2 separate regions of the Homo sapiens genome follow, and region 2 is linked to region 1. A link is a contact called in ENCODE Hi-C or POLR2A ChIA-PET data. All regions are on one chromosome and are shown on one strand. Each heading gives the region's core, a stretch centred on a gene start or an enhancer-like site at or near the end of the contact. The rest is flanking DNA. Distances are from core to core; before and after follow the strand shown. Region 1 overlaps MEF2C (myocyte enhancer factor 2C). Region 2 overlaps MEF2C (myocyte enhancer factor 2C).

Evidence for each region. Hi-C counts contacts between places; a loop is a spot of excess contacts on that map. ChIA-PET counts read pairs that join two places held with the same protein, here RNA polymerase II (POLR2A). Pooled maps may share reads with other maps.
Region 2: a loop to region 1 is called in a map of ascending aorta, with 3 times the contacts of the local background. The contact joins two enhancer-like sites. A Hi-C loop is called at or near these places in 2 of 168 maps with a recorded cell type or tissue (aorta and ascending aorta), 5 of 37 single-sample maps with no recorded cell type and 6 of 50 pooled maps. POLR2A ChIA-PET finds 5 or more read pairs at or near these places in 3 of 52 experiments (GM10248, activated B cell and activated T-cell).

The regions. Positions count from the first base shown.
Region 1 is chr5:88,731,099-88,737,727 of GRCh38, forward strand. It overlaps MEF2C (myocyte enhancer factor 2C), which reads right to left. Exons shown (of 11, transcript NM_002397.5): 7 at 631-803. Among named protein-coding and RNA genes, the nearest start is that of GSCAR, 37 kb to the left of the region's middle. RefSeq lists enhancers at 1,055-1,104, 1,225-1,504, 4,196-4,295, 5,428-5,477. Within about 2 kb of position 3,338, at least 9 of the 41 ENCODE cell types and tissues checked have a DNase peak (open chromatin) inside an H3K27ac peak, as active enhancers do; they include ascending aorta, where a contact is called at or near this core.
Region 2 is chr5:88,765,770-88,772,398 of GRCh38, forward strand. All of the region lies in intron 3 of MEF2C (myocyte enhancer factor 2C), which reads right to left. Among named protein-coding and RNA genes, the nearest start is that of GSCAR, 72 kb to the left of the region's middle. Within about 2 kb of position 3,627, at least 4 of the 41 ENCODE cell types and tissues checked have a DNase peak (open chromatin) inside an H3K27ac peak, as active enhancers do; they include ascending aorta, where a contact is called at or near this core.

The sequences.
Region 1 (6,629 bases), core at 2,088-4,587:
CAATTCTTTTTTGATGTAAAATATAACCTTTGTTCCTAAAATGCCTAGGATTTTAATTTGCTTTTGAGAGATAGCTATTTTCATGAAGTAAATGTATGGAAAGATGAATTGAGGCAGTGTGTAGGCATGCGATGTATTAGATATAATCATTGCAATACATCTAAGAAAGGATTTGCTAATTAACAGGAGAAAGTTCATTTAGAAATTGTGGAAAGTACTTTCTCATTGTCAGCGTGTTGAGGACATAAATATTGTAAAAATACTATGTTATAAAGTACCTCATTACCTATTATTACTCTGCTTATGGGACGTAGAGATTGACCGATGGTAGTGTCTGATTTTTTTCCAACTATAAATTGAAAGCCTTAAAAGAAAATGTTTTTCTTATCCTAGAACATCAGCCTAGTGAAGTTCACCAGATATATATATATATTTTTTTTACACGGAAAAGGGAAATGCAAACCAGTTACCAGAAATAATAGCTAAATACAAGCAAGGCTCTGTCAATGGCACTGTTATGTTAATTTTCTGGGAGAATGTTAAGTAATTCATCAAGTTAGACAAATATAAAAACAGCAAAACATATACAAAACATTATCAATATTTATTTAAAATGTAGTTTTGTATTACCACTGATGGCATCGTATTCTTGCTGCCTGGTGGAATAAGAACTCGGAGATCTGGTTTACGGTTATTCATTCCTAAATTCATTGGGGGAGGAGATTTTGCTTGCATATTCTTGTTCAAGTTACCAGGTGAGACCAGCAGACCTGGTGAGTTTCGGGGATTGCCATACCCGTTCCCTGTTAACAAAAAACAATAAAGCATTTAGGAAGAAATCTAGGTCAAATACGTTTCCGAAGAATACACAACATGAGAATAAAAACAAAAGCTTAATGGTAAGACGTACATTGCAAAACCATAGGATGACTGATTTGACCTCCATGGGACAAGTAACCCAATTAAGTATTCAATAGTCCTCTGAAGGAAGATTAAAAACTTTTTATGAGAAGAGAGCCAATATACATCAACTTGCTCAGAAGTCAGCATATACTTTTTTTCCTATCAAAAATATTCAGGAAGAAAGTCAGACAGTAGTTCAGGGTCTAAGAAAAGCACAGAACTGGTCTTGCACTTTAATTGACTAGCTTGGCGGAGGCCTGGCTGGCGTGACTCACTCTTTCAGTTCACTGGTTTGGGTTTTATTTTGTGTGTCTGTGTGTCCTTAAATGAAGAAAGGGCATACCAGCAAGACTGTAATTTCTAGGACAGGCAGGAGGAGGGGAAGCCGCTTACACATTTTGCTGTTCAGTTCCGCTTTTCTCTGAGTGAATTCTCTCTATGGTTTTTCTTCCATCTGCTTTGCCCTCCTTACTAAGTTCAGTGTACAACCCTTGCTTTCCTCCTCACACAGAACTTCAGAAAGCAAGACTCCTTCCCTGGAGCTGAAATGAAGTGATGATGCCTCCGCTAAAGTGCTGATTCACCAAGGCACAGGAATAGCCATTGAACTGGAAGACTGAAAGGGTTTTCTTAGGTCTCTGATGTTCAGTATCCTACTAACAGAAAAGTGGGTATCCCAAGGTCTGCGTTTTTCATATTTCAAAATATGACCAAGAGAGCTAGGGAGGAGTTGATTACAAATGCCAGCAGAGCTGGCATGACAGTGGACTCAGAAAGACATCTGCTGATTTCCTCCACTGCCTCTGAAGGGAGAATAAGAGAACTCAGCTACCTGATTCAACAATCCTTGCTAGAAACTAGACAGTTGTTTTCTGAAGCTTTCTAAAGGAGACAGTTAAACCTCATTGTTATTGCCATCATTACAAAACACAAGTATCTATTACCCCTGCATGAGTGAGATTGTGTGCTACCCAGTGAGGATGCAAAGACAAGGCCCCAGGCTTGAAAAGCTCTGAAATCTCTTTGTGGTAATCCAATACATACTCATGGAAAACATAAAGACCAATACAAGGCAGCGTAGGGTGAGGTGCCTGCAGAGTAATCCAGATTAAGTGTTATTGAGTTCCCGGGAGAGAAGAGGTGATCCAATAAAAGATTCACAGAAGAGGCAGGAATTGATGAGGGCCTTAAAGAAAGGCCATAGGAAGATATGTTAGGCTTGTGACTGGGCAGTAGGAAAGGGCTGAGGTAGGAGTTTAAAGAGCATGGTAAGGGGCACTGAGAGGAACCTGTTTAGAAGGGGACCCGTGAAAAGAGAGGGGTGTCAGAGGCTCTGGAGGGATGCAGGGGTTGGGCTGTGGAGATCTCAAATTCCAGGCTAAAAGTCCTTGGGTTTATATGGTGGAAATGAAAGTTTCAGAGTAGAGGTATGACACAGACCTCTAAGTGGTCAGAAAGATCTACTGGCATTGGTATACTCAGGAATTAGTAAGGCCTGCTAGTGTGGACCAGTCTGGAGACTACTTTGATGGCCTGAGATAGAGGCCATGAGGAACTGGGAAGGCAGAGCAAAGGTATATTTCAGGAGATATTTATGGGAACATCTTTAGAAGCAAAATATATTTGAGGCACACTGTATAAAGCAGATTTGTTCTTCATATCCCATTCATTTACCTGTCTCATTTTATGCATGAATAAACAGGCTGAATATATAACAAATAACTACAAGATTAAGTCTGTCAATTGGATTATGAATAAAATTATCCCAGTTCCTGGGGCAAAAAAACAAAAATAAAGCAAACTGGACACCCCCAAAACGTGTGTTAAGTGACAGGACTCACTTAAGAAATGTTGGTTGAATCTGAATATCAATTCCCTTCTATAAGAAAACTTCTGGAATATTAGCCAAATTCTCTAAAGCTAGATAAATATGACAAACCCCCAAATTTTCTTTACAGTAAATTCGAACAGTATTCCATGGCAAAAGCTGTTACATAAAACAATGCATTTACTTCCTCTCACTAGAAGAAAAAAACAAACAAAAGAGAGTATGTTCACTTAAAAAAAAAAAGCTTGACAAAATGGAGTGCTTAGAGGAGTTTTATATTTAATATGTCATCCTGAATCATTATTGTGAATATGTTATGAACTTAGTTTGAATTAATAGATTCTACGGGATAAAAAGAGAATAAGAACATCAAGGTCAATTCTGCTCTATACTTTGCTGTCAGCTGAAGGTCAGATGGACACACTGAAGACATATGTCACTTATCTATTAAGCCTGTGTGAGATCTGGTTTATATAAACAATCAAATGGAAAATTAGCTGGGTAATTTCAAAAGAAGGGGGAGAAAAAAGTCTGTTAAGCAGTGCAATGAAGCTTGAATAGATCAGAAGAAACTAAAACCCCAGCTCGGTAGATGCCGATACTGGTTTGCATGGAGGAGTTATTTTGCTAAAAGGAAGTAAAACCGCTTCGTGAAATGTGTTGTCCTGTGATATGACAAGCACTGGGCCAGTGTGCGAAAATGGAAATGCTTCACGGAGGCCTTGAGAAAAGTTTGTTTTTTTTTTTTTTTTTTTTTTTTTTTTTTTTTAGCATTTTCTACAGTAAACTCTCTGAGAAATTCCAACAAAGCCTATGTCTTTTTGCCCACATTTTAAACAGTGATTCAGGGCAGCAGTAGGGGAAAAAAAAGTAAATATACATTGTAGCTTTTCATTCAGTAAATACCTCAAAACTAAAAAAATTGATTTTAAAAGCCTTCTATTTTTCTCTTGGAATATTTCCTGTTATTTGGAAATTACGCCATTTTAGAAGATTAGTCACATATTTTAAGGTGTTTACATACTGAAATGTAAAATATTTTGAACCATGATGACACTTCTTAAATTCATATTTTTAGAGCATCAAGTTATTTTTAAGAACAAATAAATTCTGCTTTTTGCTAGTGAATTTCTGCTGTTTTTAGCATATTGTGCCAGCTAGCATTTTGGAGCCGTATAATAACCATTTCTGTTTCCAGCCACCAAATTGTTATTCTTTGGACATAATATAGATTCAGGAATGCAAGACTGTGGATCCTAAACCAGTGATATAGAAACCTATGATTTGAAAATCAATGATGAATACATGCGTGTGGTTTACTGCTAAGAAGAGCCTGCATTTAAACCGGCTGGGAAACCGCAGCCTCCTCCTCACTCAGAATGCTGCGGCCTGTGTTGAGCCTGTTGTCCCACCTTAAGATAAATTCACCAAAGAGAATGGTCGCATTTAAATTCAGGGGTCCGGGAGGTGGGAAACACCACCTCTCAACAACCTTCTAATATATGGATTCAACCTTTTTTCATGCTATGTTTTAAAATTACCCTCTGCCTGGACAATTATCAATTTAGACGTGACTGTATGCAGATGTCACATTCCTCTGACCACTTAAAGGCACAAAAATTATAAAGCAGGAGTGAATGGATTTCCTGATTATAGATTATAAGAAAATGAAGTACAGACCAACTTTAGAGTCAGTTTGTTTTATAGTTTCATTTGATTAAAAATATTGTTTTACATAAAAATAACAAATTTAAGCATATATGAGTTAACTTACATAAAGGATTAGAGAATCTACCTCTTCTGGTTACAAGTTTGTATATACTCATATTAGTGTCAATACATAGAACTTGAATGTGGTGTTAGGAGAAAAACATTTTTCTCCCCAGTTAACTTGCAAACACTTGCTGCATTTTTTTTATTGACTCCTATTTTAAGAAGTCGTAAATTCAAAGAACATATTCCTGGCTTAAGATATTATGAGGAAGGCATTTTGCCTTGTCTCACAGAGCTCACTTGAACATGTAGCTCTCTTTGAGCTCAAAGTTCTGAAACTTTCTTTTATTTGGATGTTTAGGCATTTTGAGTTTTCTTCACTTGTTTCTTTTTCTTTTCTAGGACTTTGAATTATGAATACAAGCATATAAGACTAATAAGCATAAACAGAATTAGTCACTATGGACCATGGCTAATTCTGCCATTGGCATAACCATTTTTTAATCTACCAAACTGTCATCTTCTATTATCCCCTCTCCTCCTTCCATCTCCATATCCAATGAGATACCAAATCTTATTCATTTTTCTTCAGAAATGCCTGTCTCTACTTCCACTGCCACCATCTTAGCTTTGGCTTCCATCACCATTTGAATAAATATTTCAGCAACTCGGCCGGGCGCGGTGGCTCACGCCTGTAATCCCAGCACTTTGGGAGGCCGAGGCGGGTGGATCATGAGGTCAGGAGATCGAGACCATCCTGGCTAACAAGGTGAAACCCCGTCTCTACTAAAAATACAAAAAATTAGCCGGGCGCGGTGGCGGGCGCCTGTAGTCCCAGCTACTCGGGAGGCTGAGGCAGGAGAATGGCGTGAACCCGGGAAGCGGAGCTTGCAGTGAGCCGAGATTGCGCCACTGCAGTCCGCAGTCCGACCTGGGCGACAGAGCGAGACTCCGTCTCAAAAAAAAAAAAAAAAAAAAAAAAAAAATATTTCAGCAACTCTCCATCTGGGCCTCTGGTCTCTACTTGAGGGGTTCTTCACCAGGCCTTAAGAGGAGTTTCAGGCCTTCAGAGGAGTTCCTTAAAGCTGTATGCAAACTTTTGTGCATTTGTGTGATGCTAACCAACCCACTCAAGGAAGTCTTTCTGAACTGCTACTTCCATCATGTTCCTTTTTCATACATGAGTGCTTAACACAGTTGAGTCAGTGCCCTGCCTGGCTCTCAGAACTGTCTACAGTTGACACACTCTATCTATGAAACCTAATTTCCAATGGTCACAGCCTGCCTTATGGTCCTCGGAATATATGCAAATCTTTGCTCTAGCAGTTCAATAACTGGCAGTATTGGCTCTCCTGTTTAATTCAAATTTATCTTTTAAGGATCAACTAAAGTTCCAACTCTTTCATGATGCCTTTCAGACAACTTCAGCCCACACTGAATTCACTCCCCTCTGCTGCAATTAGTGGCAGCGATAATACACAGAGTACTAGTTCTTTATATGTTTCAGGTGCTTCACAAATAGATATATAGAATATGCTAGAAAAATTAAGAATTATTCAGGAAAGGCACTAAAAGGTAAGTTATTGAGGGACAATGAGGTGAGAACTGAAAATGTAATGAGTAACTTGTTAAATTGAAACATCAAGGGTCTCTTCTCTTTATGCTACTTGAGAAAATTTTATATTTTAGATAATGATTGCAAATTGATGACCAAGTACACTATTGAGACAAACTGCTTATCTACCATATATATGAAAGCCAGGAAATCATGTAAGTGCCCACCTACTAAATTTGTTTATAGAGAGTTAATTAAAGCGTCTTTTCTACCTGTTGCACCTGTTAATCATTTCACAGCACATTACCTTAGCTAACTGCAAGTGGTAGAATTAAACAAGTCAGACATTTTCCCTAATGAAAATGAAAAGTTGAAGTCTCTGATATTTTCTTCCACACTGACGAGTATTTGTTGCCACAGGTTGTCGTTATATCAAGGTAAATCTCAATACTAATTTACTCATACAGAACTTTTCACCAAAAGATAAGCTGCATGGTATCCTAGGGAAAAGAATGGTGGCAGGGTGGCTATTAAGAGTGAACAGGAATTTATCAGATGGTTCAGAGAGAGGCTTTGCGGAGAGAAGGAATGCAGGACAGAGAGATCTCAGAGTTTAGAAGGAGGGGCATT
Region 2 (6,629 bases), core at 2,377-4,876, 35 kb after region 1:
TTTATTCATGTATGTCAAGATAAGGCAAGAGATCTCCTAAAACCACCAGCTTCTCTCCTTACGTATCTGAAGAAACTCTTTCCTCAGAGAACTCAAGTAAATCTTGAGCAAGCCTGTATACTGAAGTCAGCTTTCCACGTCAGAGTGACACTGTTGAGGTAGATCCATCAACTACAGAGGCTTCTGGGATATTTTCACAAGACAGCGATTGTCATACTGTGAGCTGAGAACAGCCGTTTCCTAGAGGAGTAATTAGATTGACAGAAGGTGACATATTCCAAGCAATAAATGGGAGAAAGAGTCCAGACAGGTAATCCAAAAACCACGTGGAATCTTTCCTCCCAGACATGTGGACATATGGACCCTGCATTATTCCATTTGCTCATCGGAAAAACTTGAAATACGTACAAACTGATGATGATAGGTGACAGGTGCTTCAAAAATTCTAATGAAATAGAATTTCATTAGGGGAACAGATTCTATTTCGTTACTGAAAGGAATATAAATGAAAAAGAATGCTACATGGAGCTCTCATTTCTTGTTTTAGGCATTACGTTATCAACTAGAAAATCCTTTTCTTATGCAGTGATTAAAACTGATTTTTCCCTTCTTAAATACTATTTTGTTATTTAAAAAATTTTTTCCTTTTATTCTTTCAAAAATTATCTCGTTAGTAAAAAGAAATAAGTAAATTATTGACCTTTTTCGATTATATGAAGCTGTATTTTTATATTAATGCTATTTAAGTAAAATTCAGCTTTTTTTCAGAGAACCACCATCACAGACTAAAAGCTTTCAACCACTCAATTTCTTTACATGTCTGCAGTCTCAGTCCTCAAGAATGTATATTTTCATCATCATCCTTTTCCTGTGCCTGCCCATTCTACATGCAGAGAAACCTGGAGAAACCCCCAAATTACTCCTATTAACCTTTGTTAAAAATCCAAGTAATCACACTTTGTTGCATAGGTAGTGTGATCTTTACTTCAGAGGGTTGATGTGTCAAGAACACATGCAGGAATTATTACTATTAGTTGCATCAATGTCATGTTCACACAAAAACCAAGAAAAAAAAGCATCAACTTAGAAAAGGTAGTTTCCTTTCCTCTGATCCTGAATCATTTTTTTGCTTGTCGTTCACAGCTTTATGAAGATAAGTATCTACTCTTAACAAGCTGAATAATCTTTAGAAAGTAGTAAATTCATGTAGGAATAGGAAGTGCAGTTGAAATGAATACTGCCTATAAATTGAGTTTCTAAGAATATTTCCTGAAAGTGTTTCCATATTGGTGTGCTGGTACTCACGCTGCTGCTGTTTCCTGACCCTTTAGTATCTACAGAGAGGTGCTTTGAGGACTGTGCCCAGTGCCTTACTTCATTTAAAATTTATTCGGCAAACAATTATTGAAAACCTACCATGTGCCAGATACTGTTTTGTACGCTTATGTGTTAGGAAAGCAGCCAAATTTAAAACTAAAAAGCTCTGACCTGACTTATAACATTGTATGGTTTTTGCCTTAGGCTGAGGGAAGATTAGATGCCAAGAAATTTCTCCACAGGTTTTAATAAAACTGTAAGCATTGTCTATACTATCTCTCCCTGTAGTACCATAGTCCCTTTTCTTTGTTCTTATTCTAGAAATGAAGACACATTAATATATTAAATCTAGTATAATCAGCAGGTAGACTTTAATTAGGCAAGCAAATCATATCCAATACAGAGTACAAAAAGTTAGATTTTAACAAAAATTATTCACTTGTGGTAAAAATTTTAATAAAAAGTTGAAAATATAAAACTGTACAATACTGTATTTCTCTAGGTTATTTATTAATGCTCATTCTAGCCAGATATCAACTTCTACTGGGGAAGGGGTGGATGGGGTTGGATATTGTCATTGTTTTTATTTTTATATGCTTCCTCAAAAGATAATCTTAATATTGGAGCTGAAATTTTTTTGACTGAATCATTTTCATCTTCAAATAATGGAAATAAAAGACACACTAATTAAAGATTTGAAAGCCTTTTCATGTATTGAACACAAGGAAACATCCACCAACTCTGTCTTAAGGGCCACAAATTATTTGACATAAACATTCAAATGGTGCTAATTATTGATACTCTAGTCTGGATGAGACCGCCAAGCATCATCCGGCCCTTCCTCATGCCCACAGTGGGTGAGGAATAATGGTGCAAACGCTGCATGCCTTTCCTTCTGCATCCCTTCTCAAGCTGGGCTCTCCTTCAGGAATGAGCCCACCAATATCTGTTCCTCCTTCAAAGAGCAGCTGACACATTGTCTCCTCTCTTTAGACTTTCTGATCGCTCAGGCTGAATCAGTTTCTCCTTCATTCAGGCACTCATTTTATTCTACACATTTTCCCACTATAGTCTTAATCATACATTATTGATCCTTTATGTGCTTTTTCCCCTCTGCTAGATTGAGAGGTCCTTAACAAAGCACTTTGCTTTATTCACTTTGGAGTTTCACCAGAGAGCAGTCTGACCTACTGTAGTTGCTCAATAAATGCTAGATGAATGAATGGAACACACATTTCCACTTCAATGTTAATGTATGTGGAGGTTTCTTGACTTGACCAAGGCTGTCTGGCTGGCTGGAGGCAAAGGCTGTAGTAGGGTCCAGACCCCTTGATACATATTTACTAACTGCTACTATATGTCAGGTGCTGCCAGTGGTCCTCTGGATGCTAAGATGATTTTTCTGGACATTTGATAAAGATGATTTGTTTATGTATGTGTTTTTCTTCCTGCTACTATGAGCTACTAGAGGTTAGGAATAGTTTATTTGTCATCTCGTATCACCAGAACTTAGCACAAGGCCTGGCAAGTGGTCGGAACTTACTAGATATTTGCAGCATTCATGACAAACTGAAATGAATAGATGAACAGAACAGAAAAGAATGTTCAAATGTTAGAGGGAGGAAGATTAGTCTCAGTGCAGTATTTTGCAACTGCAATCTCTTTTTTTTCCATTTATTACTACCATTTCACACTACGTTAAAACTCAATGTTTTTATTCCCTCTTAATAACTCCCAAATTTACTACTTTTTGAAATGTACAGTTTTTAAGTTAGAAAGCAGTGCAATGTAGGTGTGATTTGTACTATGTATGAAACATTATAACTCACAAATTTTACATTATTGAACGCTTAAAATTTAGGGGTACTAGTCTAAATAGACACCCTCAGAAAAACTGAGCAGTCAGTGAAATCTTTTAATGCCAGAAAGTCATAAGCATATAATCTCAGTGATCAAAAGTGTAGCTGAAAGAGGGCACAGAATTTTCAGCATGGAAAGAGAAAAAAGGGAGTGATATTTTAGGCAGAAGGTAAAGGTTAGCAAAGGAAAAACAAAACCTTTGTAGGAAAGAGCACAGGGAAATTTGTGAATGTGAGTCAGATACTATAAATCTGAATTAAGCATGCTTTCAAATTCTTGGGCAAAGTTCATCATTTTCCCCCATTCTTGGATGCTAGTCTACTGCTCCACTATTCTCCTGGGCTTTTACATTGGTCTTATTCTGGGCCAACATTTGCCTGAGGGAATTCATGGAAAATCAGGGTGATTCTGGGGCCAATCAGATGATTCAGGCTTCCTCAGGACAGATCAAGGATTTGGTGTTTGTAAGGATTCTTCCGCCAAACCTCTATTGGAACCCGGACAGGGCATGCATCATGAGTTGGCCTAGAATGGGACTGAGATGGGGAAGTCTGGCACACGTTAGCTGTAAAACACTCCCTGAGATCCTCAATCCAGCAGAGATGTGAAGTGAAATACTAAAGAGAGAACATTTAATATATAATAATTGAAATGCATGATAGGATATGCAGTTAATCCTATATATCTATATCTATAGCTATAGTTGTTGTTGTTGTTAGACAGAGTCTTGCTCTGTCACCCAGGCTGGAGTGCAGCGGCATGATCTCAGCTCACTGCAACCTCTGCCTCCTGGGTTCAAGTGATCTTCCCACTTCAGTCTCCCAAGTAGCTGGAATTACAGGTGTGTGCCATCAAGTCTGGCTAATTTTTGTAGTTTTTGGTAGAGATGGGGTCTCACAATGTTGTCCAGGCTGGTCTTGAACTCTTGACCTCATGTAATCCACCCACCTAAGCCTCCTAAAGTGCTAGGATTATGGGCATGGGCCACTGTGTCCAGCCTATCCTAATAATCTTTATAATGCAAGTTAAGAAAAGAAAGGCTGGAATGCAAAGAATCAAGTTGTAGGTTGTTTTGAAGAATGGGCAATGTTAGTGATTTCTTAAATGAGGAAGGAAAAGACAAGACAGAACTATAAATTAAACAAAGGTTGAGAGAGGAAAGGAGTAAATTAATATAAGATCAGAGAACAGGTTTTTTGAAAGTATAAAATGTATAATAATTGTAACTTCACATACTAAACATTTTAGACTATGGCATTTTACTTGCAAATGGGTTGGTTACAGGGACAAAAAGGCTGTATCTTGAGGCACTGATGCTTTACAAATAACATGTTGGAGCATCTTTCATAAACCATTAATGACTTATTTTAACAAAAGATGTAGATGTTATCCTGGGTCATCAAAATAAGTCAAATCATTATTTTTATTTCCTAGTTGTAAATGCCTTTTTATTCAATTTGAGTCTATGCGTGATTAGTCATTTGAAATGCGAGTAGCTTATATCCTACATCTTTGCATTCACCAGTCACTTCTGAGCTATCTTTTGAGTCACCACATTTCCTCATTTCTACAGGATTTCCCACGATCTCTTCTACTATATCATTTCTTTTCCCATTTATTTTCTGGATTCCAGCCTACCCCTTCATCCATTTCTCTCCCATCTTTCCCTTCCTAGCAAATGTCACAATGTACTTGTTCAAGCTGAAAACTCAGAAATCACCCTTGATTCCGTAATTTCTTGACTCACCTATCGTTATTCTTTCTATTTGGTCTTCTGTGTTTTGTCTGTTTGTTTTTGGACTCCCACCTTCCAGTCAATCTTCCTTCATACTTCTGGCAGGGTCTAATTAAAATGCACATCTAATTGGATGGCTGTTCTCCTTGAAAACCCTCCACCTGCCTCTAGGCTCATTTCCTCTTTTCTCCAGCCTACTGTGTGTATTAGCTTGTTCTCACACTGCTAATAAAGACATACCAAGACTGAGTAATTTATAAAGAAAAATAGGTTTAATGGCTTCACAGTTTCACATGGCTGGGGAGGCCTCAGAATCATGGCAGAAGGCAGAGGAGAAGCAAAGGCATGTCCTACATGGCGGCAGGCAAGAGAGCTTGTGCGGGGGAACCCCCATTTATAAAACCATCACATCTCATAAGACTTATTCACTATCATGAGACCAGCATGGGAATGATCCATCCCCAAGATTTAATTACTTCCCACTGGGTCCCTCCCATGACATGTGGGGACTGTAACAATTCAAGGTGAGATTTGGGTCAGGATACAGCCAAACTATATCGCTGGGTTTTGGCCAAGGGGGAAATTTCATGTCATTTGGCAAGTCAGCTCAATCCTTTAGAAACACTGCTTTGATATACGCCATTCCATCCTTCCTAGAATATCCTTATTTACTCCTCCTCTCAGTTACACAAACCTTAATTGTCCTAGGACACCCTATTACCTAATGCCCTCACTTACTTGGTGAAGCTTTTTCCTAACGCTTGTAGAAGGCACTCAGGAACTCCCTTTTCTGTACCTGTACAGTCCTTGACCTCTTTTTTATATGTGGTATGTTATACTGTAATTTATTTTTTAACATGTCTGCTTCACCACCAGGTAGTGAGTTCTGTGAAAAATGGGCATCTCTGGTCCCTAACACAGGGCTTGGGTAATATGTGTGGACTCAACCAAGATTCTCAGTTATGGTTCACTGGATAAATGAATAAGCAAACAAACTTGACAGTCATACTTTCTAACAGTGACAGACACTAATTCAAATGAGTTGGGTGGTCTTGTAGAGTGACAGTACTATTTATTTGTTTTAATAAGATTATTACCTCAAAATGTAAGGAGTACAAGTTCTGGTAGGTTAAAGCAATATCTGGAATGACTTCAAGATTGCGGCACAGGACATCCCTGTGGGAGCTGAGGGAATGGAGGAGGTGACACAGACTATTGTAACTGGTTCACAAATGGTGGGATTTCTCTGTGTTTAGACCTGCTCAGAGTCTGGGGCATGATGGGCTTCCAAGCCATCTGTGGCTGCTGCTGCTCTGTTACTGCCAGGAAGACACAAACATGTTGAGAACAAAACTTACTGCAATAGACACCTTTGTGCATTCTCTTCTCTATTTCTACGTCTCCCCTCCGAAACAAGGCATTACCCTTGATGTACTTTACAGAATATCTGTCAGTTGGGATCTCCAGTTTATTACCAGCTTATCAGAAAAGCAGAGTATACACAGAACTTTCCATAAGGCATTGCAAAATAAAGTCTTGAGGTTGGCAACTGATTGACTTATGTCATGACTATTTTAATCATACCTGAGAACTTAAGATATCAAATTCCTCATTTCTGAGACAGTCAGGAACTCCCAAGATAAAGATTGAGCTGTTTCCTTTAATTCCTTGTCTCCCAACCTAAAGTGGTGGAATTTACGTTCAGTTGACAGCCAGG